Linked DNA regions of Mus musculus: regions 1, 2, 4, 5, 6 and 7 are each linked to region 3. Evidence: chromatin loops called from intact Hi-C (ENCODE). Cell type or tissue: left cerebral cortex. All regions are shown on one strand.

Region 1 (4,000 bases), 210 kb after region 3:
GTCATTTTACTATTTGATGAGAATCTCCTATCTGTTCTTGGGTGTTCTGAACATAATATCATGTTTATGAAGACTAAGTTCTGGAAAAAAAATCATACAAAGAATTTGATTCTCCTAGTATAACTAAAACTCAGTAATCATGGGACTAAGGAGTCGTGTGTGTGTGTGTGTGTGTGTGTGTGTGTGTAGGTAAATGCTCACTCCTGTGAAGGCCAGAGGTCAATGTGAAGTGTGAAGTATCTTCTTCAATTACTTCTCTATTTCTCTCTCTTTCTCTCCCCTTCCTTCTTCCTTTCCTACCTCTCTTTCTCCTCCTTCTCTCCCTTCCCCTCTTCCTTCCTTCCTTCCTTTCTTTCTTTCTTTCTTTCTTTCTTTCTTTCTTTCTTTCTTTCTTTCTTTCTTTCTTTCTTTCTTCCTTCCTTCCTTCCTTCCTTTCTTTCTTTCTTTCTTTCTTTCTTTCTTTCTTTCTTTCTTTCATTTGTGACAGGGTCTCTCATTGAAAATGGAGTTCAGCAATTGGCCAGTGGGGTCCAGCGGTTTACCTGTCTCTGAGTCTCAAGAACTGAGACTCAGACTTGTTTTTGTTTCTGGACTTTTAAAAACACAGGCACTGGGGATCCAAACACAGGTCCTTCTGCTTGTGCAGGAAGCACTTTAGTCACTCAGCGGTCACCTCATCATTTTTAAAAGCATACAGAGTCTCCGTTATCAAAATTGAGTTTTTGTTTTTGTTTTTTTCCAAATTAACGGATAACCTTGCCTTGGACATAGACTGAAAGCAATATCCATTCATGAAGCTTATCGTTCTATTTGCCTGACTTTTCCCTCAGAGTTCTGCCTGAGACCTTTTCTGTATCCTTTTCATATGGACAAACCCAGAAGGCAAAGAGGTTAGGTGGAATAAGTGTTAGCTTTTAAGCTCAGGCTCAGTCTTCAAGGCCAAGGGACTCAGAGCTCCGTGCAGAAAGCTGAACCAGGCTGCGGAGAAAAAGCCAAGGAGCAAGAATGGAAACAGCTTGAGCGAGGCAGCATATTCCCCAGAGAGCCGGCCTCCTGGGCTGCTTAGAGGAGTTCCCAAACATTTTTTTCCCAGAAAGCTTCCACTCTGTTCTCTGGTTTTTACCACAGAAGCCTTTGTCTCACAGCTGGGTCTCATTTGGTTTGGATTTTCATCTATAAATTGCTGTCAGCAAGGATCCTTGGGAGCTAATTGGTGAAAGTGACCTGAAAAGGGACCTCCTGAGGGACCGGAGTGGTCAGCATCTCCCTCCACTCTCTCTTCCCCCAAGAATTTGCCTTCCCAGTTGCCGAGAAAATATCATCTTTGAAGCATGAGTAAGTTTTTCTTTAAAAGCTAAAACATTCCTTAGATGAGACACGGGAGAACAAGAGTGTGTCTTGGTCCCGGAGCGTGTGGGGCAGCTTGTGTTCGTGACTTACAGTCTCATTTGGACACACTTCAAAGGAGTACTGCAAGCAGAACTACTAAAAGCAGAACAGCAGGACACAGGGTTCCAGGTGGCGGGGGGCCTCTGTTCAGTGTTTGCATCACAGGAGAATCTCCATTGACTTCCTTCTCATCCTCCGTGCAGCCTTTCAAAGGGAGGCCAGCGCACAGCGGGACACAGACTCACAAGAATAGCAGGACATTTGTAACGATTTGACTTTCCTTTTGTAAAAAACAGATCTTTGCTGGGATACTGGCACCTAACAGGAGGACAGAAATTTAAGCCGGGAATGAAGCCATTAGCTCTGGCAGTGGAAAGGCAAACGAGGCATCTAAGAACCAGTAGTGCACTGGGCTCAGTGGCTGCGAATTCCAGTGCACAAACTAAGCAGTCCGATCATACAACTTTCCATGTTTATACAACAACCAAAGTTTTAGATACATAGTTTTATTAAGTCTAACAATTTCATAGGATATATTTTGATAATATTCACCCCAAATCCCAGATCCACCCCAATTTGCTGTTCTCTTATTGGTTTTCATTTAATACATTATTAAATTAATTAAGTATGAAATTAATAACTAATTTGTGTTGAATGTCTATTCATTGGTGTGGGGCCATTCACTGGAGCATGATGGACCTACCAGGGGCCACGCCCTTAAAGAAAATGGCTCCCCACCACCGCCGCACCAATGATCAGCAATGTGCAGTTGTTTTGTAGATGTGTCCATTAGGACTGAACCCCACACCTCTACATTCTGATTGGTTGTGCTTTTCTATGCTAGTCTCTCTGTGTTGCAGTGGTTCAAGATACAGAGCAGAGCTTGGGAGGTAGGATGAGTGGACAAAGTTCTGACGGCAAGAATGAGGACCTTTGGTCTTTATCACACATGTAAACAGATGAATATAATGGTACAGGTCTGTAAGCCCAGTGCTGCGGAGGCAGAGACAAGAGAATCTCTGGGTTTGGTGGTCAGTCATAGTACTGAGTCTGAGCTTCAAACACAGTCAAAACCCTGTCTCATAGTAGAAAGCAGAAAAGGTGGAGAGAAATCGAAGAGGACATCTCCAAGTGTGTACCTACACCTACACCTACACACATGCAAACACACACACACACACACACACACACACACAGTCTAAATACATAAGTTAATGGCTAAGCAGTTTTAAGTATTTGTTGATTCAGCGCACAGTGCCATCCCATCCCATTGATAGTATTTACGGCTCTTTCAAAAACATCCACAGAAGACATTCAGAAAATTTATCCTTACTCTCTCTTGGTGGCCAATGCTTCCCCTTCCATAATGTATCACAACAATGATTATTGGCTGCACTCAGAGTGACATGTATCTGTTAGGTGTGATGGCTAATTTTCTATCAACTTGGCACATCAGAGAGGAGGGGGCTTCAATTGAGGAAATGCCTCCATAAGATTGGGCTGTAGGCAAGCCTATCTGTCATCTTCTTAACTAGTGGTTGATGTGGGAGGGCCCAGAGCATTGTGGGTGAGGCCATTCTCAAGTTGGAGGTTCTGGATCCTATAAGAAAGCTGAATGAGTGAGCACTATGAAGCAAGCCATAACCTTTGCATCAGCTCCTGCCTCCAAGTGTCTGCCCTGTTTGGGTCCCTGTCCTGACTTCAGTGATGGGCTACCATATGGAAGTATACGCTAAGTAGTGGTTTTCTCCCCAACTTGCTTTTGATTATGGTGTTTCATGATAGCAATAGGATAAGACATTAGGTAAATAGTTAATGATCTATAACTCAGCAGAATAAGATGGAGAGGGGAGTAAGGATCCAGATCTAAGTTCCTGATACTCCAGGCATTTTCACACACAGCTGCTTTGTACCTTCCCTCCAATAGCATCACTTCCAACAGTAAAAGTTCTTAAGGGTCAAGAGTTGATGGACTTTGTTTCTAAGGTTATTCGGGTGAAAATGCGCAAATGTTTTGTTGATTCCTGACACAACCTATCTCTCGTTAGCATTCTACTTGTCTTCAAAAATAACTTCATGCCCTTGATGAATGATGGGCATTCAGTGAATACTTGCTTTCTCAAAAAAGAATGATATGTAATCTGACCTTGGCCCCCAGTCTGGTAAGTGCTCAGTAAGAAGAATTAGAGGCAGATGTTAGTTGCAGAACTGATGGAAAAGTATCCCTGTGATGGCTAATATCAACAGCCAACTGGACAGGACCTACAGTCACCAAGGAAAGGAGCTTCTGGGCATACCTGTGAGGTGTCATTTAGATCAGGTCCAGACATGGGGCAACCCATTCCCAATGTGGGTCTCACCATTGAATTGGTCTAGGTCTTGGACTGAATGAAAAGGAGGAAAGGGCACCAATGTAATTCACTATATAAACAAGCTCAAAGGAAAAAAAAAGATCATCTCATTAGATGCTCAGAAAGCATTTGACAAAATCCAACACCCATTCATGATAAAAGTCTGGAAAAGATCAGGAATTCAAGGCCCATAACTAAACATAGTAAAAGCAATATACAGTAAACCAGTAGCCAACCTCAAGCTAAATGGAGAGAAACTT
Region 2 (4,000 bases), 190 kb after region 3:
AGAATGACAATCTGCTATGTTTTGACCCTAAATTATAGATATACCTATGTGTTGTTATGATCCTTTATCATATCAAATATTCAAATCACAACTTCCGGTGGACCTTACAAACTAATTATTTCTGGTGGGCCAGAACCAGCTGGTGGCTGGTCAGTAAATATGTATGTCAGAATACAGATTTACTGACTAAATGCATGCATGCATGGGCATCTTTGTATGTACTCTTTCAGTCATTAAAAATACTCAAGAACTGATCCAGAACCCTGACCAGCACAGGTACTCATTTCTAAGTTTGGGGCTAACCTTTAATTTATTTTATTGAATGCTGGTGGGGGGATGCTTTGCTTGTGCAATTTTAGTTGCACATAATACAATATCAATCTTTTTTATGTTTGCAAGATTAAAACTTTTTTTCCTATCTGGTTAATTATCTCCTTAGAATTTAGTAAGCTTGGCAGAGGCTGCCCTTTGGGGCTCATTAAGCCAAATTTCCACTTCAGGATTAGAAATGCAGCAAGAGGAGAGGACAGATGCATTCAGAGTCTGAGCTGGGAGCCCGCTTTGCTGAGAGTGCTTTGGATGCTCTGACACTGTAAGGAGAGAGCTGCCTTTGCACTGGGGCAAGCAGGGATCTGGAGTATTGGCACTAGCTATGTGGTGCAGAAGAGAGCCACCTACGATGCCTGGGATCCAGGCCTCAGGGCATTGGATTTCTGAGGGATGAAGAGCAGAGTCAGAAAGCTTAATGTTCTGAGCAGGCTGTCCCCAGCTTTGCTGGAGAAAGGGGCTCAGTTACAATTCCCTCTGGGTTGAAATCTGAGTTTTGATGGAACGCAAACTCTGTGCTGCTGTGTTAGTGCTGGGAAATGTTCTAGTCTCTAGGGTATTGGGATCTAAATCTTTCTACCAACTTGAAAGTCTCCCAAGAGTTTATGGAGTTGGAGGAAGAAGAGGAGGAGGAAGAGGAGGAGGAAGAGGAGGGGGAGGAGGAGGAGAAACAGCATACAAAGCCAGGAGGTTATTCTATTTAGACGCGACAATGACTCATGCTAGTTTGAAAATAGAATTTATAGTTTGCTGCCTTATAAAGGGGACTTTAATCTTCTGTGTAATTTTCATAGTTACTATTCTGTGAACTTCTTTGCAAGCAAACAGAATTGTTTTGCACCTGGATACAAAATGCCCCATGTCTTGAGAGCATGGTAACATGCCACTCTCTAATGAAAGGCCAGTTCCACCACAGGGAGGTCCATTTCCTAATCACAAAACAACTGACTTGTCATCCTTTCTTGGTCCCCAAAGACTGGATTTAAAAATGCCTCAGTGACCTGTCATTTTGCAGTTTTCGACTGTGTGGTGTGCAGCCGCCATATGAGGAATTGTCTCATCCTTTAAAACTGTTCTGTTTACTCGGGCTCTCACTGAAAGTGCATCTCCATGGGAATTTATGGAGGCTTCCAGCCCCAGCCTGCTGCCCGCCTCTCAGCTTTGGCTTCTCTGCAGGTTCCTTTTATTGGTTTTTGGCAGGTTGCTGAGGGCATATGTTTTACACTTTGCTGCTCTGATTTGTGAGAATCTGCTGACATCCAAGAAAGTGCTACGAAAACCTGTTGCTCATATCCAAGGATATGTGTTTTATGGCAAATCCACAGAGCTCAAGTTTCTTGACAACACATCTTATTTATGGAGAAACAAATGCAGACAGTATTGTACAGGGCTGTGGTGCCACCCTTCTGAGAAGACCTTTGGCTGTGTGTGTGTGTGTGTGTGTGTATGTGTGTGTGTCTGTGTGTACGCGTGCACATGCACAATGGGGCACAGGTTTTGTTTGTCTCTGTGTCAGGCTTTTGGTGAACATTTCCTCTTTTATGTATTTTGGAGAAAGTTTTCCCATTGCTGCCAGCTGTCATTTGCTAGCATACACCATATGCCAAAAACCATGCACTGACTTTTTACTGGAAGATTGCAAGAGAAATGTTACTGCCTCCTGCTGAAGAGGGGAAAAAAAAAAAACAAAAAAAAACAACTAAGGTTTATTGGAGTTAAGCAACATTTGCAGTGTTTTATGGACCAATGAAACCAAGGTGCAAAACTTGGTATGCTTTGCCTCTGAAGTTAATGCTTTTATTCCCCATAAAAGGCAGGAGATTATTTTTTTTTGTATTTTTAATGCTATTTTAAAATAAATTATTAAACTTGCACAATATCACATAGATCCTGTCATGATTCGACCTCACTTCTTCCCTCTATAGACTCTAGACTAGTCTATTTTCAGTGAGGGGTGACTTTGCTTCTCCAGGGAAGACTTTCCAAGGTCTGGAGCCATTTTTATTGACACGTTGGGTAAATGTAGAGCACATGACACCTATTGGGTAGAGATAGAGGGAGACAGAACTTCTGCTTAGCATTCTGGAACATACACAGCTCCTCCAAAATGCTAGTCCTGCTGGGGCTGAGGTGTTTTGGAGGAAAAAAAGTAATAAAAACAGGAAATAGTCTTGATATTGTACCATAATTTTAGTGATGGTTGGGAGATTGTATTATCTGTTCTAAATACTTTCTGCTATTTCACTTTTACTGGGGTTTTCTACATGGTAGAGTTATCCCTTGGCTGGCAGTTTGTTTTCTTTGATGAAGAAAGTATAGGAGCAGATTAGATCTTCCCAAGATTAGGAAGCCATTGTGTGGTGTTGACATCCTTTCCGTGAGCAGATCATGAGGCTCCAGCCAGAGCTGCCTCCACTTCATCTAAAGACACCATGGAGGACAGAGCCAGCCTACTCAGAAAGCATAGGTGTTATAACAAAAACTGCACTTCTTTTGATATTTGGATGGTTTATCACTGCAGCATAGTTTACACGATTGTTATTTCAAAAGATAAGGTTAAGGTTCAATTGTAGTGCAAGAGAACCTGGAAGGAAAGATTTGAGTCAGGGTACACCAGTCAGAAAATACTGGGTTTTAATTTGATGAATTGGAAGTTTGGTGAGGGTGAGAAAGAACATCTAGGAGCAGAGGGGATAGCTACTTAGATGTGGCTAACTGAGGGATCCAGAGATCCCAGTCTGGCTGTGATAATAGTCTTAATAAGAGGGGCAGGAGACTTATCATCGAGTCTATGTAAACAAAACCATGCAAGCATATGTGAGAAATGCACAGACACACACATATGAAGCTCATTGAAAGATAAGATCAAGAGTTTGAGAGGGGCTATCTTAGGAGATGATGCTGCATCAGAATATATTTTGGAATGGATATGACCTACTTCTCTAGGGTTGTTAAATGTGGGAACAGTTGGTCTATTGAGTGAGGGATAGTGTGACTGACCCTGGGGATCTGGAGAATGGGAATTGTGGTATGAATTTGGGCATTCTCTAGGTAAAGTGCAGTGTGGCCATTATCCACAAAGGGCGACTAGAATGGAGAGAGAAGAATGAAGATAAGGATGTGGGAATTTTGGTGGAGGGCTGAGGGGAAGCACAGGCATTTTAGTGGAGAATGCTGACTTGGCTGGCTGGTACAGAGGCTTGGCGCTTTGAGAGGTGACTGTGAGGGTGAGAAAACTGATGACTGTCTACTTCTGGGTTTACTGCGCATGAATACCGTTGATGGTACTCCAAGAAAGATAAGCCTTTGGTTTGGAAGATATGGCAGAATCTTCCCCGAATGCATAAAGATTTCAAGGAACCAATCAATAGGCAGTGGATAAAGAAGGTGGGCTGGGAGTCTTAGAGAGGAGAGAGATAGGAGAGACAGGAGAGAAGGAAGGAAGATGGAGGAAGAGGAAGACGATCCAGATTCTGTGTGGCTTTACATAGCCACAGGTAGCAATGAATATCTTATAAGGAATGAAGAATTGCAGGACAATTTGTCTTATCTAGCTGGGCAGCTTATATCAATGTCAATTGGCTCTGAGTTCATTGTGTGGGCGTTTTGTGGAGTGAGAATTTACTGATATAAATCTGACTGATAAATTGCAAGCCTCTAGAGTTTTGATTTT
Region 3 (4,000 bases):
GGCAGACCCTGCTCTGATTTGTAGAGGTATCAGGGACCAAGAGTCCCCTTCAGCCATCCTTCTCTAGTCATGGCTGATGTGTGGATTTGTGTGGTTGGACCGTGTGAGAGCCCAAGGAACACACTTTGAGATAACTCTAAGGATCCTAAAGTCAAAAGAGCCGTAGTCCCAAAATAATGCTTTTCTGGTTGATTCTAGGTCTTATTTCCGCTGACCTTCCTCCTACCATTTCCTGGATGTTTCCAGATACCACCGGCTACAATGTCACATGCTCAAAGACATCTTTCCTCATGGCTGCATCCAAAATTATCATCTTCTGCTGTGTTTCACATATGGCCACTTGTGACATGTTTTGTGTTGCACGTCTTTTGATGAATTTCCTAGGATTGCCTTTAAAGTTAGCCACAGAGTGAGTGTCTTAAAAGCAACAGGAATACTGCACACTTTCAATCCCCACACTCAGGAGGCAGAAGTAGGCAGGCAGATCTTCAATAACTCAAGGCCAGCTTGGTCTACCATAGCAAGTTTCAGGCCATCCAGGGTTACAGAGTGAGTCCCTGTCTCAAAGCAAGCAAATACCACCCTCCCTACTATCCCCCTCCAGTAATCATCTCCTTTAGTCTTGGGAGATTAGAAACATGAAACTGAGGTGTTGGACTATTGCTGGAGGACCCTTTTATTAAGGTCTCAGTCCATCATGTCCAGAGAGCTCTCCAAGGTCAGCACATGGAGGACACCCTTTCTCAGTGGGATTTCCTCTTTTCTGCCCAGCCTTAATGGGAGAGCATCTCTCAGCTCAGATGTCTTATTCTGAGACGACCTTGCCGAGAGTCTCCTGCAGGTGATTTGTGATTCAGTACACGAGTCTTGGCTCTTCTTCTTGTCCAGATGATAATTCGGTGCTGTTTTGTGACCAATCAGCTCTTCCTGTAGGCAACCCTCAGAACTCTTATATAATTCACCCCTGTAGCAATACGATGAGCTATCTCTCTGAAGCTAAGTCCCAGAAGTTCACAGCCATCCAGGCCCCGATTGCTCTTCTGCTCCCTTTGTCTTCGTGGGTCGTCCTTAGTTTCTACCCTGAGTTTCCTTCATGGTGAGCTATAAGTGGTAAGGTAAAACTTTCCTTCCCCACTTGTTTTTTTTGCTTGATGTTTTATCATATCAACAGAAGGCAAACCAGTGCAGGAGGCTGCCTATAACTGGTTGAAGGATGGGGCTGTTGATGATGGACTGAACTCCCTGCTTTCTGTGACAAAACATATACACCTGTTATGTGTGGTGGCTTAGGTATGAATGCACAGAACTCAGAAGGCAGATGCAGGACAACCAGGAGTTCAAGGCCAGACTGGGCTTCAGGGAACCAATATGTTTCAAAATAAATAAGTGAACAAATAAATACTCGTTCAGTTTGTTGATGTGGTGGTTTGTAACAGGAGCTCAGAGTTCAGAGATAGCTAATGGCTTCCTGTTTCCTTAATCAAACATTACCAAGTTACATTTCTGGTGTGTGTGTATGTGTAACTGTGTGTTTATGCATGTGTGTATGTGTGTGTATATGTTTGTGTGTATGTGTGTAACTGTGTGTTTATGCATGTTTGTATGTGTGTGTATATGTTTGTGTGTGTATGTGTAACTGTGTGTTTATGCATGTGTGTATGTGTGTGTATATGTTTGTGTGTGTCTGTGTGTGTCTGTGTGTGTGATGTGTATGACTGTGTGTCTATGTATGTGTGTGTGTACACGTGTGTGTATGTTTCTGGTTGTGTTGGGATGTGAGTGAATGTTGTCTCCTGTGAACCACAGTGCTTCATTGGCAGGTGGAGGTCTGCAGAACGCGTCTTCTTCCTCTCACCTGCTGAAGTAAGGCAGCGTGTACAAAATATTTCTCCTCTCCAGATCTGCCTGCTGTCGAGTCAGAATCATTTATTATTTATTCCTCAGCACGATAGAGCTTAACTGCTTATTTTCGGCATGATTCGTGAAATAGACACAGGAAGTAGAAAGGCGGGAGCTGTAACTGCCTCCTGTTTGTTGTTTTGTTGTTGAGCAAGGCTGTTGGAGACTCTGGTCCACGCCTTGTCTTAAGTCTGTGGAGTGGATCTAACACAGGGCCTCATTTGCAGTGTCAGCCAGGCTGTCGCCATGAGAAGCTGGCTCACGGAGGGCAGTCTAAATCTCTCTCCTCTGCTGCAGTCTGCTTTCTTTGTGAAGACTGCTAAGAACATTCCAGAACTCTCTCCAAATATTGAAGTCCTTATCACTTCCTAAACTGGATGTTTGTTCAGGTCTGCCACAAAGCAGTACCAGTACTCTCTCATCAGCAGCTTTCTGTGACCGTGACCGTGCTGGGAAACTCTCCATACCCTGGGAAGAGAAGGAGGACAAGTATGGAAGTCCCATTAGTTATCTATTCGGAGGCTCCTGGCTTTGTTTTCTTAAAGGAAACAACTCGACTGAGTACCACGAGAGGGCGCCAGTGGGCTATGTTAGCGCTGGCGAGGCACTGCACTCCGGCATCCTCCCCACTCCCATTCCTTCCCACACTGCGGGGGGCAAAAACAACCCGGGGGCGCTGACGTCAGCTAGCCGGAGGCGCCTGCCTCTGTACCCATAGGTATAGTTAATCCCCCAGGAGTGAGGCCGGTGCTTTCTCTGGCAGCCCAATTTTCAGCTTAAATCATTGCCCTAATCTTATTTTAATGTGCATTGGGGCCCTGGCGGCTAGAGTGGGTGGCAGGGGAACAGCATTTAACATCCTTTGGAGTTTGGATTGTGCCGGACACTTCTTAAGCACTTGGGTGGGACAGAGAGACTTAATCTTGCAGCTGCAATCGACCTCAGTAGCCTTTGCCTTATTTGGCAAATTTAATTGGCAACGTTAATTTTGGGGGTTGGGGCTGGGGTAGAAGAGAAGGAAAGGAACACATGTGAAATACTAATATGCGCTGTATGCTTCACAGCGACTGTACGAAGTTGTTAAAAATGCTCAGTTTAGCAGAGACATTGAGAGAGATCAGAGCCTTCAGTCAGACAGCTTGCAATTGGCCCGTGGAGCCCTCCATTGGCCAGTCCCAGAACCACAGTCTGGGATCTGCTACCTGTGCGGCTTGCCTCTCTCTTGGGAGGCAGAGGCAGGCCAATTTCTGAGTTCTAGGTCAGCCTGGTCTACAGAGTGAGTTCCAGGACAGCCAGGGCTATAAGGAAAAACCCTGTCTCGAAAAACCAAAACCAACCAACCAAAACAAAAAACACACCCCCCAAACAAACAAACAAACAAAAACATCCCATCATCAACAACAACAAATCAAAACCAAAACAAAAAAAAAAGTTTTACAGGAAACTTGGCAAGAATGGAACAAAACCCACATTCCAAGGGGAACTAGCCCTTTTCAGGACAGTAGAATAAAGTCTAAATTTAACCACTCAGATGTGAGTTAACCAGCAGTTGTCTACAATGTATCTTGCCTGACTCAGAGGGTCCAATGTGCTTACAACAAAGTAGCAGAAAAGCACTGGCTAGCCGAAGGGCGGGCGTTGTTTGATTGGTGTGACATCCACCGGCTGTATTTACATCAAGTAAATGAAGAGAAGAGAGCAGTTTATCTGATGACATGGCTCGTCATCACATTGCAGGCACCAAAAAGGGGTATAGTGACCCGGGACATGGGGTGTGAGGGGAGTGACACAGTGCCCAGGGCAGTGTCTATAAATGGTGAGTCAGAATTCAATGATGCTTTCAGAACGGCGATGGGCCCACTGCCTGCATCCCAGACTTCTTCAGCTTAAGCCCACATCCCAGATAAGTAAATGAAGTCCGTGCACTAAAAGCATAAACCAAGAAATCAAACTGTAGGCACTTCACAGACCAAAGCACCTCATGAAGGTGCCATGACTCCGAAGTCGGACAGAGAGCCATTAATGTCCTATGGGGCATTAATACATGTTTTTTTTTCCTTCAGGCTTTCTTTTGCTGTTTTGACAGGAGCTGCTTCACCTT
Region 4 (4,000 bases), 860 kb after region 3:
GCTTTTAATATCCAGTGGAGCCCAAGGAATATAGCATATGCATTATGCTGTTGCAATGCCTCACCATGCACTGCATCTCTGGATTATAGTGAGAGCTTTAGAACCAAGGGGTTTACGCATGCATCCATGCACGCGCATATATGACACACACACACACAAGTTTCATTCATGAAATAATAAAAGCTATCAACACCTTTCCCCATCTATATTAAGAACCAGAGAAGCTGGTAATGAAGCAAGAACAAGTGGCAAGAACATCAAAATCCAAAGGGAGACTGCAAACATCTTGAATTTTATTCTTTTTCTCACCCTTGTTAACTTCTTTCATTTCCTTATCTGTAATTGATCATCTCCTTCCGTCTTAAAGAGATGGAGGAGAGGGAGAGAAAAGCAATAAGAATGTGAAAGATACAAATGGCGGCCTGCTAGAAGTACAATCACCATATTCTATCCAGAAACAGGAAAAAATGCATTAACAGATCCGGGATGTGATTTCCTTCCAATTGCTCCAGCTACGGATGCTCTGGCGGACAAACTAGCATCACCATCCCCTTTGCACAGGCTCCTTTGCAAAGCCCTACCTTCACAGAAGGAGGCGAAAAGACTGGAAGGAAAAGTCCTGAGCTAAGCCCCGTGTGCTTGCAATACTTTCTAGGAGCAGTCTATGACCTGAGCACTATACCACAGGAAAAGGCTTTCTGACTTTGTCAGAGATGCCGTGTATCTTCTCCTAATGACTACTTTCGGGCCATATGATTTCCATTTATTATTATGTAAATAGATGCATGTCTATTCTAGGCATGCACACTTCTCCACAGTATACCGTGCCTCATATGAACAGATTCCACGGTCCCTTGCATTCTAAACCTAACTCTACCTTTAGTTTCTGGTTTCCTTTCTACGTTCTGTTTGATGTTTTTCATTTAAGATTGTAAGACCATCAATGACTTAGGCGAAGAGTAACTAACCAAGCCATGGTAGTACTACATGTGGTGACAGAAAGCCTCTGCAGGCCCCTCACACACTTAGGTGCAAAATGCAAGCTCATGTCATTGTCGAGTTAGACTTCAAGCCTTCAGATTCCAGGTAATTTAACCACAGTGATATTCTTTAGTATGAGATATCAAACTGGTTTACTCTGTGAACCAGTACCCAACACAGAGTTCCTCATAGGCTAATGATTAGTCTCTTCTATGCAATGAGTAAGACAAAGACTCTTTACTACTATTGGCCATAAATAATATGAGGGGAGATGGCAGGAAAGGGGAGTAGGGAAATGTCAAAGACCGTTTCCAAATGACATAAAGCCAGAGCTAATTATACACAAGCAGAAGTCTACAGGCAAGGCCCAGGCGGGAGTGAGGAAAGAGGCACTGTGTCAGCACAGAAAGGAAATGAGGTCCATGGACTCAATAGTGACTCAGAACAAGGATGCCACCACAGGGACAACCCGAGGCCACCACAAACTCCAGCTGGAGGCTTGGCACAGCCTAGAAAGTGAAAGGCTGCCCTGTAACTGCACACAGGTAACTCTCTCCTGGGCATGGTTACCTTGTTACACATGGCCTCCTACCTACCAGCAACACCATTCTCCAGGGAAGCAAAGGAACGCAAGACTGAGTAACACCACGGGGGAAAGGTCAAGACGTTCTAGGAGTCTGCAGTAACGGCCACCCATTGATTATATATTGTTATGCCTTTTTTTTCTGTGTTAAATGATGTGTGGAGAATACTAGATTAGTAGGCCCAGAGTAATAATCTAATCAATCACTGGACTGATCATAAATGCATTTAGTGTGTCAAGCGTGCATTCCCAACTGTTCTTGTTCAACTAGCAAAAGAGCACTCCATAGTGGGTCTGTGTGAAAGATTCAGGGTTCAACATGATGGAGAAGTGGCATCGCAACTCAAAAAATTAAATAAAATAAAAATTTTAATCAGTGAAAAACAAAAACAAAATTTGGATAGAATGGGTATGTACCTCTCGCTAAGAAAACCTCTCAGGCTCATTTTATACAATTAACAGATCAATAAAACTGGCTCTTATTACTCTTATTAGAATTATTTGGGGATACTGTAAAAATTGTTAAGTGGCTGGAGAGATGGCTCAGTGGTTAAGAGCACTGGCTGCTCTTCCAGAGGTCCTAGTTGGAGTCTCTGCATCCACATGGTTGCTCACAACCACCTGTACTTCCAGTTCCAGAGGATCTGATGCCCTCTCTTGGCCTTCTTGGGTACTGCAGGTATATGGTGCACAGATAATGTACTCAGGCAGGATACCCATATACTTAAATAAAATAAATTTTAAAACACTTTGTTAAATTAGCTTACAAATGCATTATGTTTCTTCACTGCACTTTCAGAATACTTCACTCTATACAATCTGGAAAAATGAAACTCAGTAACTGCATCAGCAATGAACAATGTAAGGCAAGTATCTTGCAGTATTACTTTGCTGGAGGCTTGTAATTCCCACACTGGCTACACTGCTTAGGCAGTGGTGCTTTTTGCAGAAGTGGGAATGCTGTTCCAGCCAAGGCACGTGAGTTCTATATGGAGTGATTCGATTAAAATGCAGAGTAGATGCTGGTGAGATGGCTTAGCATGCAGAGGTGCTGACACACGGTCTTGATGATGTGAGTTCAATGCTCAGGTCCCACAAGGGGACAGGAGACGAGTGACTCCTGAAAGCCTTCATCTGACTGCCACAGTTATCCTACAGCAAGCACACATCTGTATTCGAACACACATACATACACAATTAACTAATTAAAATATGTAGTGGGTGTATTAGATCTTATGTCTTAATATGTGATTTTCTATTTTATGAGTTTCCCACATGTGAAATGTCTACATAGATTCCAGTGAATACTTCTCTGAAATGACCCTAACAACTGGCCTCTAACAATGACATAACACAACAGAGCCGAATAAACACAAGGAGGGGTGGAAATGCTGTGTTCTTCTGAGTGCATTTACTCTACGGAAATGGGTATAGGGGTGTGAGCAAATTATTCTAAATGGGAAGAGATATGTGGCTAGATGTAAACTTGAAATTTGTTCTGGGTAGTAAGTTGGAGAACTGCTAAAGTTTTCTTTTGCAGGTTATAAAAGAAGGAAGGGGATGTGTTGTGTATTGTGTGGTGAAACTGTAAATGAACAGCTGAAGGACAACCATCTTCTTGGCAGCTCCCGAGGAGCCATGCACTAGCATGTGGCAGCGGATAACAGGAACTACGAAACGACGATGGAATTTCCATGTTGCGCAGCATGCAACCCCAAAGCAGCTCCATTCATCATTTACAGAATATTTTTCCCTTCACTTTATAGAGCTGCCAATGCCCATCCAGTAAATGTAAACAGACCTCTTGCAGGCTAGGATAATTGGGATCTAAGTGTCCATCTTTTGTCCTTGGCATCTCGCAAAAGCTGTCCGAGTGAAGGGAGAAGATACTCAGGGTGAGTGAGAAAGTAACTGTGATAAGGCAGACGGGAAAGGACAGGCAATGGCTTAGTGAACGAGGGAGCCACCACAGGGTGAGATGTTTAGCCCCACCAACTTTCCAAAAGCTGCCGATTAACTACAGGCAAGAGGAAGACACTAACGGGAATGACTGCATGTTACACACACATCTGATCACAGCTAGCATTAGTCCTAAAATTGCCTTATTTTGCAGTCGCTCCACTAGCTACAGTACAGCTAATGTTCTTTGTGGTTATCGTCTCTATCAACGATTAACTGACAGGGAATAAGAATAAGGACTTATTCTTCCATTGACTACGTGGTAGAGAGTCTTGCAACTCAATTTTATTGCATGGCTTTTTAAAATTCTAGTTAACATCGATTTTATTCAAATCAACACTCTGAACGGCAGCAGCGAATAATGGACTCCCACCCCCATATATTGTATAAGCTTCCAGCATAATAGCTTTAAAGTGCTTCAGAAATCTGACACAAAAGTCTTTTGACATTATGTTCCTACGGAAGAATACATCTTTC
Region 5 (4,000 bases), 270 kb after region 3:
AAGTTGTGGAACACAGTTCCATGTCTTTGAGGCATATTTCTTAGCTGTGTCTTGAAATCTTTGGGGTGTTAGTAATGAAGACCTGTAGGCAATGTTCATTATGGATTTTTTTTTTTTTAGTAAGCTTACAGAAACCGTATGTTTTATTCTGACACGGAAGCTGCTGCAATTTCTGGCTGAGACCTCAACTCCTGTCTTCCTGTGAAAATTATATCAATTTATACAGTATTCTAGTGTTCACAAGCTTTTTGGAAGAAATGATGAAGAGCTACATACATGTTCACTGTTGAATGGTAACAAATAAACAAATATCTAGTTAATTAAGTTTGGCCATTTGATAGGTGAAACACTTCCAAATGTGAGTTCTAAAAAGGGAAAATAATTAGAAGGTTATTATCTTGTGAAGGTTTGGAAGCCACTCTGGGCTGCAAATGAGAGATGGCTGAGCCAGGGAAGGAATATCTTTTTTTTTTTTTTTTTAAATCAGTATTTTCTTCTTAACAGTAACAGGTGTATAACTGCACACACACACATACCTGTTGCTTTCAAATAGAATGATGAAAGAACAGCAAATACACCAAGAAGATGTTTCTAAATTTCTAAATGCTGCTTGTTATCACTTACAAACAGTCAGCCTTGAAAATTCTGTTTCTTATGTACCCTGAGTAAATTTGAAGTCTACACTTTGCTCTTCCTAGGATGGCTAATGTAGGTGGAGAGATTGTGGGAGGCTCAACCTTAGCAAGTCTCTCTATAATTTTAGTATCATAAACCAGTTCTTGCTCTTACATAAGATATGAATATTTATCCTAAAAAGTATATCTGAAAATCCAAAATTCATTAATATAACTTGCATATTTTTTGTATAACACCTTATATATTAAAATTTGAATGCCATTTTTCTCTTTTTCTTTGATGAAATTTACAAGAATTTCCTCCAGAAAATCATTAGGAAAGTTGTCTTTAAGGTGTGAAAATCATTAAGGAGGTCGAAGCTGCTGTCCTACTGTCATTGTCTTTGGGAAGAAAAAGATTATTTTTCTTTTTCCTCTGTCTCCCTCCTAATTCAATTTAAGAATGGATGAGAAGTGTACACAGCTGTCATCCCAGCATATGGGTGGCAGAGGCAAGAGAACCAGGAACTCAAGATCAAACCTGACTGCATAACAAGTTTGAGGCTAGCCTGGGCTACATGAGACCCTGCTTCGAAAACTGACACAAAATTAGATGATGAAACAGAGAACAGAGCTTTCTGAAGTGACAACAAGACCACAGCCACACAGGGGTAACATGAGTTCCAGGTGGACAATTTCCTGTGTCTGTCATGGTGTCCACAATCCCTGTCAGAAAGCAATGGAAGTTGACCTTCCACTGATGGAAAAGAAAATATCATCTAATCCAGAAGCTACAAAGTGATCTAGAATAATTCTGCTTTAAAAATTAAGAATCCTTCCTGGTCATCCTTTTAAAAGTGAACCTGACAGGTGTGGGTTGATATTTAGTTAAACTACTACAATAAACAAGAAAAGTGGTTTCCCTCTCTACAAAACAAATGAGCATTATAATAGATTTTTTTTTTTTTTGCCCAGGGGAAGATCTTACAATTTTTAACACACAATAAACATATTTGGTAGATAAAATATATAGTTCATTACATGTGATTCTGTTGCATATTAACCATTTTTGTTCTGCCTTGTATAGTAAAATATTATTTTCGACTGTAGGACACCCATCCAAACAAGAATAAAACAGGTGACAGGGCATAGCTCAACAGCATGCCATAGTTACTGACCCCTGGTCTCTCAAGCCTAGACACTTTTTTTCAGTTGACTGAGTCACTTATGGGGCTTTTGAAAACTGAGATTATTTAAGCTGACAGCAACAGAAGGGTCTGTGCTCGACAGTGGCTTCTGTCTGCAGCTTTAGGAATGGTTCTCCCTGTAGTCAGCATTCCCGGCTCTGCTCTCTTCTCCACGGATCTGGGTTCCACCACGCCCGCTGTCCAGCACTGCTTGCACCCTGCCTCCTGTTCTAACAAGTGAGGCTTCGTTTGTTCTTATTGCTGTAATTCTAGAAACTGAACTATAAACAAGAGAATGGCTGCCACTTACAAAAACCTTCTAGCAACTACAGAGTCACCATGGCAACACATTTTGGGGGATTAAAGCATTTTGAAGTAGGAACTGATGAGGAGAGAGTGATGCATGCAGTCAAAGGAGAGTTTGACTAGAGCCAGAAAAATACCCCGATGTCTCCCCAGAGATATGGGGGTTGAGAAAAAAAACATAGCTCATAAAGGCTCCCTGGCACAAAGCAAATCCATGTAGGGAATGAATCCATGTCGTTCCTCAGCTCCTACAGCCAGAAGTGAGTCTGAAAGGTCTATGTGTCCCTGGTTCACTTCCTCGTCCAGGAACACGTTTACTTTGTAATCCATGTTCTATTTGCTTTCCTTTATCCTTGCTTAGATATTATTTTAGACTGCATTTTTCTCCAAGGCACAACCGAGGAAAGGGCACTGAGTGTGTTTGGACTGTGTATTTGGACTGTATTTGGCATTTATTCTAAACACAAGATGAAACAAACTTAATTTTTGGCCAACAGAGCAGGATGTGGCTGCATCTCCAATGGTCCTGCCTTTGGCAAGGGACCTGAGCCTTGAAATGGATATTCAAGCCAACCTTTGGATTTTGGTTTAGTTTTTGTTTGTTTGCTTAATTCTGATGTCTTTCTCCTTCATCTACTGTCTTCTTGAAGAATGAGGCAGAGATAGTAAGTGGTAAAGCAAAAGTGTACAGAGAGTTCCTCCAAGTTGGGAAGAGTGTTTAATAGTTTTGAGGAATCCTGGATCTCTGGGGGGTTACACTAAGTGACATCATAGTGTGATAGCATAAATTAGCATAGTGAAGATGATAGTTATGAAGAAGTATAATGAGAATGAGCTCACAGATTATTAATAATCATGAGGTGTATATACCATTCTATTTTGGACTTCAGAATACCCTGTGGCCAACTTAGATGTAGAACTTAATTGTAACTAAATGATTGGACCAGGCCTATAAAGCCAATAATTCACAAAGATGTACCTTCTGGGGCTTATCGTGACCTCTGAGGTTTGGAGCCAGAGTTCTGGAGACAGTGATGAGGATTTCAATTCAGATTCTGCCTCTCATTTGATGAACAATTAATGGTCTTGTCTGCTCCAAGAGAGCCACTAGAAAGGTTAATGAGTAATGTTTGGTTGGGGTCTGGGTCCCTGTTTGACATAAAGCCTTTATTAGCATCTGAAAACAATAATAACAATAAAGCCCACAGATAGAATAAGCAACATTTTCTATTTATCTGCAAAGTATAGATGGTAACAAGATTTCTTCCTTGAGTCAATCAGAGCCAGGATCTTTTTGCCCTGAAATTTATTAAGGGCACAATTTTTGTTTGTGATTATGTTTTAAAAATATTTATTTTTAATTATGTGTATGTGTGTGCTTCTGAATATGGGACTGTAAATAGGAGTACAGATACTATGGAGGCCAAATAGGGTATCAGACTTGCTAGAGCTGGGATTACCAATAGTTAAAGAATTCAACTAAGGTCCTCTGGAAGAGTACTACATGCTCTTAACCACTGAGACATCTCTCTACCCTCTATGGTAATGATTTTATTGCTGTTGTGTTATCTTATGTGCAATGAAAATATAATCAAATAGATTAATGAACATTAACACACACATGTATAAACAGACAGTATGGATAATGTAGGAAATGCTTCAAGGTTTTTAGGACAAGTTTTTAAAACTTATATATTGCTACCACTGCTTAAATAATAATTTCAACTAAACCTAACCAACATTTCTTGTCACAGAGATCTATCTTGTTCACATGTTGTATTATCTGAGGATTCTGAAGGTAGGCTGAAAAAATATTAGACCCAACACTGACCAAAGTAGAAAATGTAAGAATTTTTCTTAAGCGTTGGGTAGCAGGCTTCTAAGACTGCCAAG
Region 6 (4,000 bases), 610 kb after region 3:
TGAGTTGGAATTTTTTTCAACATAATATTTTTATTGATTCTTTGGGAATTTCACCCTGATCACACTCATTTCCCAGTCTCTCCATATCCCCCCACCCAAAAAATAAAAAATTAAAACTAAAATAGTAATAGTAATAATAATAATAAACAAGTTCAAATTGTGTTATCTATATACTCACTGGCCCATGGTCAAATTCAGTATAAGACAGTGATTGGCACTTAATGAAAACAATGCTCACAACAGCCAGAGGTAAGGAGGCAGGGCTAGTGTCTTGCCTCTTGTTTGTGAGGGAAGCGACCCAAGTGATCATATCTGGCCTTAGAATATGACTTTGCTTCATTGTGTTCCCAAGGAGAACTAGGAGGAACAACTTTACAAGATAAGAGTATCCAGGTTTCCCAACCATGTACGTATCTTTGTCTTAGAAAAGCATCTCTGCGTCTCTTTGCTGTCCAGACAAATTTTAACCCCTTCGCAAGTACAGATGTTGCTAGTTACCTATGGGAGCCACTGCAGCTGCAGCCTAATTTCCCTGCTTCAAACAGTGGCAATGAAATCATTCTGTCCATAGCAACTAATGTCCTTTAAATTAGCATTAAAAATTCATTCTTTCAGTTTACCCTTCCTGAATCAAGTTCATTAACTATCAGCTGAGAACGTTTTAAATTATAACCTGAGCACATTATTTTCTAATTTATAATGGATCATCTAGGCAAATTGAAATCTCAAAAAGGAGTGAATTAATTAATGTTAATGAAAGCATACAGCAGGAGACAGATGTCAGGTTAATCTTTAGAGCGTGCTTGTAAGGCCATTGTCGGGACAAGGCTTCCCCTTGCAGCACGTAGTTCTGGCCAAAGGCTTTGCCATTCTACACTCAGAAGGAAGGGAGTGAGAAGCCAGAGATGAAGCTGGAAGCTGAACTATAGACAATACATCACATGTCACGTCTCACCTTTCATATGCCCTGGCATCTGTGTATCTCTACTATGAAGCAAAGTGGTCAACTTTAGTTCCCATTTTTGCCTAGAATTTTTCATTTATAGTTCTTTAAACAGAAAATCTTCTCTGGATGCCATTTGACAGTGTCATGTGGCTACTGAGGAAAATAAGATCATCATTATACACAGAATCTACAGTACTGAGCAGCGCTGTCCTGCCCTGTAGTGTTTTCTGCAATGGTGAGGGCACTCCATAGATATAGAACATTACACCTGTCACACGAGGATGCCTAGCACTTAACCTGGGGCTCGTGTGATCAGGAAACTGAAGCTTTACATTTAGTTAGTTTAATTTAAATTACACACATGGTTCCTGGTTATTGTCTTGGGTCTATAAAGTAAGAGAAACTGCATGTTGCTTATGTTTATTACCTAATTAAGAACGTACAGTTTTGTTGTCAATATTATTCTGACCAAACTATTCAATATCCTCTCATCTCGGAAATTTCTTTGTTTTCCCTTCAATGTATTATTTATCAAGTTAAACTCATTTCCCTCCACAATGTAACAATCAAGCTTCAGATAGAGAGTACAACAGAATTTATATAGAAGTAATTTAATGGTGAATCACACCATTCAAGAGCTATAAACCATTCTTAACAGAAATCTGAGCTTATCCACCGGCAGTTACATTATAATTTGCAAAGGGGTAGGATAGGGCCCCTGGGGTTTTTTTCTCTTGACTCAATGCATACTTGGACTTATGAGCTCCACAAAACGTTAATTTAGTTTACAAAGTTAATATGCATTACACCAAAGGGCCACAGGGGCCTCTCATCACAGGAGTCACTCGTGATTATCATTGTCTCAAAAAGCATGAAACTCATTGTGTTCTGCAAACTAAACTCGATGGCTGCAGGTCTTAGACAAATAGTTCAGATTCTATTCTAATGTATCAAAAGGAAGCACAAGTAAAAGTCTAGCTTTATTGATGGTTTAAAATGTTATATCCAAGGACAATAACATTGGGGCTTGTTAGCTAGTACACCCAATTGAAGGGATATCTTTCCTACTCAAATCTATAATTCAGTGGGGGGTGTTTGGCAAAGATAGTCTAAATTCCATAAAGATGAGTAAGCTGACCCCAATTCAAAAGTTGCTTTGTGTTTTTCAAAGATTCCAGAGGCAATCATTTTCTTAATTAGGTCATTAAACTATGTTCCCCCACTCATCCTGTCTTTTGTGCTTGACTTGAACAAACACCAATATTGCCACCTATAGGTAGAAATGTTGTGGGGGGGTTGTTTCTTGTGGAGAAGAAAGAAAATACTATCTTCATTGAATGGTGAATCAATAATCAGTTTCAGAGCTGATTATTCTTGACAATTGACTTTGACAACTGCTTAGGTGGCATGTCTTTATACACATATTTTAAAATGTGTTTCTTCCTTTTTGTGTTTTTTTTTTTACACTTAAAAAGGCATTTCAAAATTACCACAGAAGAGTAGCTTCCCAGCCACTATATAGAAAATATGACATTTTTGATGATTAAGGATAGTCATGGGCAGAGATGTTTTGAAATGTTAGTCACCTGAGGCCGAGTCCTATCTCAATGTCATCTCCTTGGAGTAATGCTCTGTGGACTTAATCACCTATCTGGACACTCCTGACACTGAATTTGTTACTCACATACAAACTTTCCACTTTTTCTCTCTTGTTAACCTCGAATCATTGAGGAAGTGGAGCCCAGAGCTTCCTAGGGCCATCGTCATGATGACAAGCCCTCACAAGAGAGGAAAGAGAATGAGAAACCACACGCTGAAAGGAATCATGTTTTAAGTCTCAAGGGTGATTTGTTATGAAGTACTAGTTAGTCCATTTTGATTGAAATGCTGGACCAAGGAGTAAAGAAAAAAATCATAACCATAAAAATTCAAAGGATCTGTGAGTTTTCCAAAATGTGTCATAATAGTGGAAATGAACTTCAGTGGGATTTCTGAAGTGGTTTTAACTCCTTCAAAAATCTTAGACATTTTAATGAAGGACAACTAGATATATTGAGAATATTTTTTTTTGTTTTTAATAACAAGAATTTATTTTAAAGTTTGGCAAACAAATATAAACCAAAGAACCTACATGTCGGCTTTGTACTTAGAGGGTAAACACATACTTCTTTTTTTTTTTTCTATTACGTATTTTCCTCAATTACATTTCCAATGCTATCCCAAAAGCCTCCCACACACCCCCTCCCCCACTCCCCTACCCACCCATTCCCATTTTTTGGCCCTGGCGTTCCCCCGTACTGGGGCATATTAAGTTTGCCTGTCCAGTGGGCCTCTCTTTCCAGTGATGGCCGACTAGGCCATCTTTTGATACATATGCAGCTAGAGTCAAGAGCTCCAGGGTACTGGTTAGTTCATAATGTTGTTGCACCTACAGGGTTGCAGATCTCTTTAGCTCCTTGGATACTTTCTCTAGCTCCTCCATTGGGGGCCCTGTGATCCATCCAATAGTTGACTGTGAACATCCACTTCTGTGTTTGTTAGGCCCCGGCCTAGTCTCACAAGAGACGGCTATATCACGGTCCTTGCACCAAACGCTTGCTAGTTTATGCAATGGTGTCATCGTTTGGAGGCTAATTATGGGATGGATCCCTGGATATGGCAGTCTCTTGATGGTCCATCCTTTTGTCTCAGCTCCAAACTTTGTCTCTGTAACTCCTTCAATGGGTGATTGTTTCCAATTCTAAGAAGGGGCAAAGTGTCCACACTTTGGTCTTCGTTCTTCTTCAGTTTCATGTGTTTTGCAAATTGTACCTTATATCTCACTATACTAAGTTTCTGGGCTAATATCCACTTATCAGTGAGTACATAGAATATTCTGTGCAATGAAACCAGAGTCTTCACTGATGGTAAAGCTGAAAGCTCTGAGACTCATACATATTTCCAAACTGAAATTGTGTACACTCAGCCTCATATTGAGGTAACCCTTTCTTCTGTACACCACCCCCTCGTTGAGAGAGCCCTAATATTCTTGCCTTCCTCCCAGAGGAAGAAGTT
Region 7 (4,000 bases), 1.9 Mb after region 3:
AATACATACAATCTGTACTTTTTAATGTTTTATATATATATGAATGTACTATAGCTGTCTTTAGACACACCAGAAGAAGACATCAGATCCTATTACAGATGAATGTGAGCCACCATGTAGTTACTGGGAATTGAACTCAGGACCTCTGGAAGAGCAGTCTGTGCTCTTAACCACTGAGCCATATCTCCAGCCCACAGCATATACTTTTAAAAAGCAAGGATTGTTAAGCACTGAAACGAAAGGTTATACTAATATAGATTGTGTTTATTGAAATGAAAAATTAGTCTTTGTAGGATTTTTTTGCTAGATATTTTTAAAATAATACAACATCAGTTCTCTACTTGCCTCTCTTCTCATAACACCAGCCACATGATGTCACTCAAAATAAAGACATATTAAGAGAAAAATAACTGACACGGTACATGGTTTCAAAAGCTTTTACTGTTTGGTCAAATAATATTTTTTAATTGTCAGTCATAAAGTGAGAATACACATAAACATATATGTTAAAGTTTATCAAATCTGCACTGTTATTACATGAAAATGTGTTTGGGCTTATAGGAAAACATAATTCCTGAGATAACTTGGCTTCTATTACTAATTCTCATCACTGTCAAATCATCTTTTTTTTAAGTTACTTGGGAGTGTGAATTGAAATTAGGATGTTCAATTCAGACTGATCGTCTACAACGTGCTCAAACACTCAGTGAGCTGTGTGTTTTACGAAAGGTAGAAAGAGTATGCTGAGGTTTTCCATCCAACGGTATACCATATGGGAACAAAGCACACTGCACATAAAAGAAGCCGTCTCTGCTGACTGTCAATCACCCCTAATGAGCACATGCCTCCTCCACCATCAGTCTCTGACACAGCCCAGCCCAGCTGTGATTTTTGCATTTATTGAAATTCCCCCTGCTAAATAATTATGCTCATCTTTTAAAAAGTAAATTGCTCACAATTACATTCAATTTCTCTCTCCCACCCAACATATTCTCCACCATGACAAAGCAATCCCAGAGCATGGCAAGACTGAGTTCTAACCAGTCTCGCATACTCCTCAGGCATTTCTGTTGGCTGGAACCACAGCATAAATCATAGCAAAGCAATTCTGGTCTTCTGCAGGGTGTGTTCAAGCTTATAACTCAGGGACCAAGCCCTGAGCCCAAGCCTTGCTGGGCTAGCAAGCCTTTCATCCTTTCCTAATTCATGTTACTTTGTATTAGCTTTCAAAACAATCCTACAGGTCGCCAACTGAGACATAAAGCTGAACAAACGCTGTGCGCTATCTTTCTGGGGTTCGTTAAGGCACTGGGATCGGTCCTGCATGCACTGGAGCTGTCTGTCTTGATTTTCTTCCTCATTTGATGCACCTGCCTTTAAAAGCAGTCAAACACATTAATTGGAAGAAAACCACTCTGAAAACGCTTGAGGTTTTTGTTGTTGTTGTTGTTGTTGTTGTTGTTGTTGTTGTTTACCCAAGCAAGTTCTGAAACCTTACATGACCCAGATTGTGTTTTTCTCTGGATCTGTATGTCTGCTTGTGAATGCACGTGTTTGCTTCATGATAATTTTCTAATATGCATAAAATATTGAAAACCAGGTATTTACCAAAGGCCCCATACACCAGCCTTTGCAGTCTGAAACCGAAAACCTTTTAAGGAAAAATTTTAACAACAAATTTCACCTATTCTACATATCTGAAACCAGTCATTAGATTCCTTAGCCTTTAGTTGAAAATAATAAAAAAAAAATCTCTTTTAACTAAATAGGATATACTTTTAAAAAAACAAAAATCCCTATGGAGATGTTTCTGTGTTGTTATTAAATGCCTTCCCGCGTTGACGTTATACTCCACTTCCGGCTACTGCAATTCGATGTCTCCTGCGTACAAGGTGATGAGCAGGATGGCAGTGAAGCCGGTTAACATCCCTGCATTCTGGATCATGAAGAAGGTGAAATCCGTTTGTCTTCCAGTTACTTTTTCTCTCAGCATGTCGTTCATCTCTGGAAACTAGAAGACACATTATTAAATGGCTGTCGCCATCTTGTGGTGAATCCTGAAATGCTCGTCTGGGGTTTCTGCACAGGAGCTGAGCATTTCTTTCATTTGGGACTGGATCGTACCAATCAATGTTTTGCTTCAGGTATTGAGGAATCCTAGTATTCTGCGGCATCCACGGTAAAACTATCGAAAGGTCACACAGCCAGATAGAATGTACCTGGCTTGATGCGTTCTCTCCTCAACTCTCTTCCCATATACAGCTGTCTACACCTCAAATTTTAAGGAATTCAACCCGGTGGGTTTCACCCTCAGGCACGCATTTCTGTTTACTTCCGTTAGCCCTTACTATACTATACTATACTATACTATACTATACTATATTCTGCTTCATCCCCATTAGATATGCTATTGTTCCTCTTATCTCATAGTATTTTTAAGTATGCCATGTTTTACTTTGTTGTTTCTTGCTTAGCCCAGGCTGCCCTACTATGTCACTATGTCACTATGTAACTAATGACGATCTTGGACTTAATAATCACCCTGCCTTGTGCCACCACAGAGTTGGTGAAGTGTTGGGTTTTTTTCTTGTTAGATGGTGACATTTTTGTTTGCTTAAATTCTGACTTTGCTCCTCTGGAGAGAAACACTTATGGAAACCGCTTCCCCGCCCATCTCATAATTTTTCCGGGCTGACTGGAGGGGAAAAACATTTGTGTAACTGACTGAACCTGTTCTTTGAAGTAGCTTTCTTTACTGTTCTGGTTTCTCCATTGTGCTTGCTCTTTCCTCCCAGAGCGACAAGATTTTTTAATAAATTGTGTATTGGTCCAGTGTTGAAGATTATAATACTTTCATTATAGTGAAAACAGATAAAAATCCTAGGTGTTTTTAGTAAATAAATAAATGTTCATTCTCAGCCACAGCATCCACTGCAAAGGTTACACAAGGGGACATGTATGTCCTGTTTTAGAAACACAAATTGCATGATGTGTTATAAATGCTGTGGTACCCTGGATGCAGCCATGCCAGGGATCTTCAGACTCCAGAGGCAGGTCAGAGAACTGGCGTGAAGTTCTTACAGGGAAAAAGTTGGTGACATCTCTAACATGAGGAAACTACTATGTCACATAGGACATCACCTGTATCGCTTCCATAAAGGTACCAACTTTGATAGAACTTTTTTGTGTCATGGGAAGAAATGGCCATCTGGAATAAAGACAATGTGCAAGGTAATTCTGGGCAGAAAAATGTAAGTACTGTGGGGGTCTAAGAGCTAAATCCTGCCTTTTTTAAGGGTCTTTGATGAACAGCAAACTGGGCCAGACACTTACAGTTTGGAGCTTGTAATCCAAAGGAAAGATGTTATTAAATTATACGTAATACATTAATTTCTAAATATAACCCAAATACTCTTTTTTATACTCTGACACTTCATTCTCTAGAAATCTGTCCAAGGTATGCTTGAAAACACACAGGGTATTTTTCTCTACACACACACACACACACACACACACACACACACACAACCTACAGACATAAATAATACTGACTCAAATATATATTTATTGTCCAATATTAATTTCTACTTAATTTAGTGTAATATTTTAGCTTAACTTCAAAAGTTTTCAGTGTGAATCACTTTGAATAAAAAAAGTATTTCGTCTACCAAGTTATTTATTCTTCTAAATGTGACATTCTTATGCAACTGATGGGTCAGGCCTACTATAAGAGAAGACGGGTTTAATTCATCACATATTAAAAGGAGTCCTTAGAAAGTAGCTCCCACTATTAAAAGTGCTTACTTTATCCATAAGATCAGTCATCAAAGAATCAACGACAGCCATTCCAAGCTACTGTTAGCACAGGTTACTCACAAAGCGAGAGACGCTGGGCCAGAAAAGGTCTGGATCCCCAGCCTTGAAGACCTTGAAGCCAGTGGGAGGCCGAAGGCTGCCCTTCAGCTCGAAACCCAGGCTCTCATTTGTAAAAATCAAAGTA

The links. A loop is a pair of places that touch in the nucleus more often than their neighbours do. Peaks named below come from ENCODE experiments on the same cell type or tissue, not always from the same donor. Only the 100,000 strongest peaks of a DNase experiment are listed, where the experiment ranks them.
Region 1: it touches region 3 in a loop (2.7-fold over the local background); 2 of 42 quality-filtered maps call a loop at or near these places.
Region 2: it touches region 3 in a loop (4-fold over the local background); 7 of 42 quality-filtered maps call a loop at or near these places.
Region 4: a loop joins it to region 3, with 3 times the contacts of the local background. A loop is called at or near these places in 4 of 42 quality-filtered maps.
Region 5: a loop joins it to region 3, with 4 times the contacts of the local background. A loop is called at or near these places in 2 of 42 quality-filtered maps.
Region 6: it touches region 3 in a loop (3-fold over the local background); 10 of 42 quality-filtered maps call a loop at or near these places.
Region 7: it touches region 3 in a loop (5-fold over the local background); 19 of 42 quality-filtered maps call a loop at or near these places.

What each region holds. Positions count from the first base shown.
Region 1 is chr3:137,545,256-137,549,255 of GRCm38, reverse strand. It overlaps a transcript of Gm4861 not described here. Among named protein-coding and RNA genes, the nearest start is that of Gm4861, 5.4 kb to the left of the region's middle. In left cerebral cortex, no CTCF peak of the experiment used is centred here; DNase peaks (open chromatin) are centred at 1,049 and 1,524; H3K4me3 peaks cover 788 bases; H3K27ac peaks cover 789 bases.
Region 2 is chr3:137,558,813-137,562,812 of GRCm38, reverse strand. No RefSeq gene overlaps it. Among named protein-coding and RNA genes, the nearest start is that of Gm4861, 8.2 kb to the right of the region's middle. In left cerebral cortex, no CTCF peak of the experiment used is centred here; DNase peaks (open chromatin) are centred at 649, 997, 1,535 and 1,875; H3K27ac peaks cover 1,541 bases.
Region 3 is chr3:137,751,588-137,755,587 of GRCm38, reverse strand. No RefSeq gene overlaps it. Among named protein-coding and RNA genes, the nearest start is that of Mir6380, 30 kb to the left of the region's middle. In left cerebral cortex, CTCF peaks have their summits at 2,293, 2,492 (motif pointing right) and 3,072; DNase peaks (open chromatin) are centred at 2,531 and 2,989; H3K4me3 peaks cover 732 bases; H3K27ac peaks cover 1,356 bases.
Region 4 is chr3:136,893,899-136,897,898 of GRCm38, reverse strand. The region is part of intron 8 of Ppp3ca (protein phosphatase 3, catalytic subunit, alpha isoform); the gene reads right to left. Among named protein-coding and RNA genes, the nearest start is that of 1700006H20Rik, 59 kb to the left of the region's middle. In left cerebral cortex, a CTCF peak has its summit at 2,221 (motif pointing left); a DNase peak (open chromatin) is centred at 2,227; H3K27ac peaks cover 794 bases.
Region 5 is chr3:137,478,063-137,482,062 of GRCm38, reverse strand. No RefSeq gene overlaps it. Among named protein-coding and RNA genes, the nearest start is that of Gm4861, 73 kb to the left of the region's middle. In left cerebral cortex, a CTCF peak has its summit at 1,910; DNase peaks (open chromatin) are centred at 8, 704, 1,194 and 2,089; H3K27ac peaks cover 2,876 bases.
Region 6 is chr3:137,144,432-137,148,431 of GRCm38, reverse strand. No RefSeq gene overlaps it. Among named protein-coding and RNA genes, the nearest start is that of Gm26107, 79 kb to the right of the region's middle. In left cerebral cortex, a CTCF peak has its summit at 2,228; no DNase peak of the experiment used is centred here.
Region 7 is chr3:135,884,816-135,888,815 of GRCm38, reverse strand. Slc39a8 (solute carrier family 39 (metal ion transporter), member 8) reads right to left here. Exons shown (of 9, transcript NM_001135149.1): 9 at 244-2,011. The coding sequence ends at 1,862. Among named protein-coding and RNA genes, the nearest start is that of Gm31243, 15 kb to the left of the region's middle. In left cerebral cortex, a CTCF peak has its summit at 2,054 (motif pointing left); DNase peaks (open chromatin) are centred at 1,038 and 2,045; H3K4me3 peaks cover 213 bases; H3K27ac peaks cover 235 bases.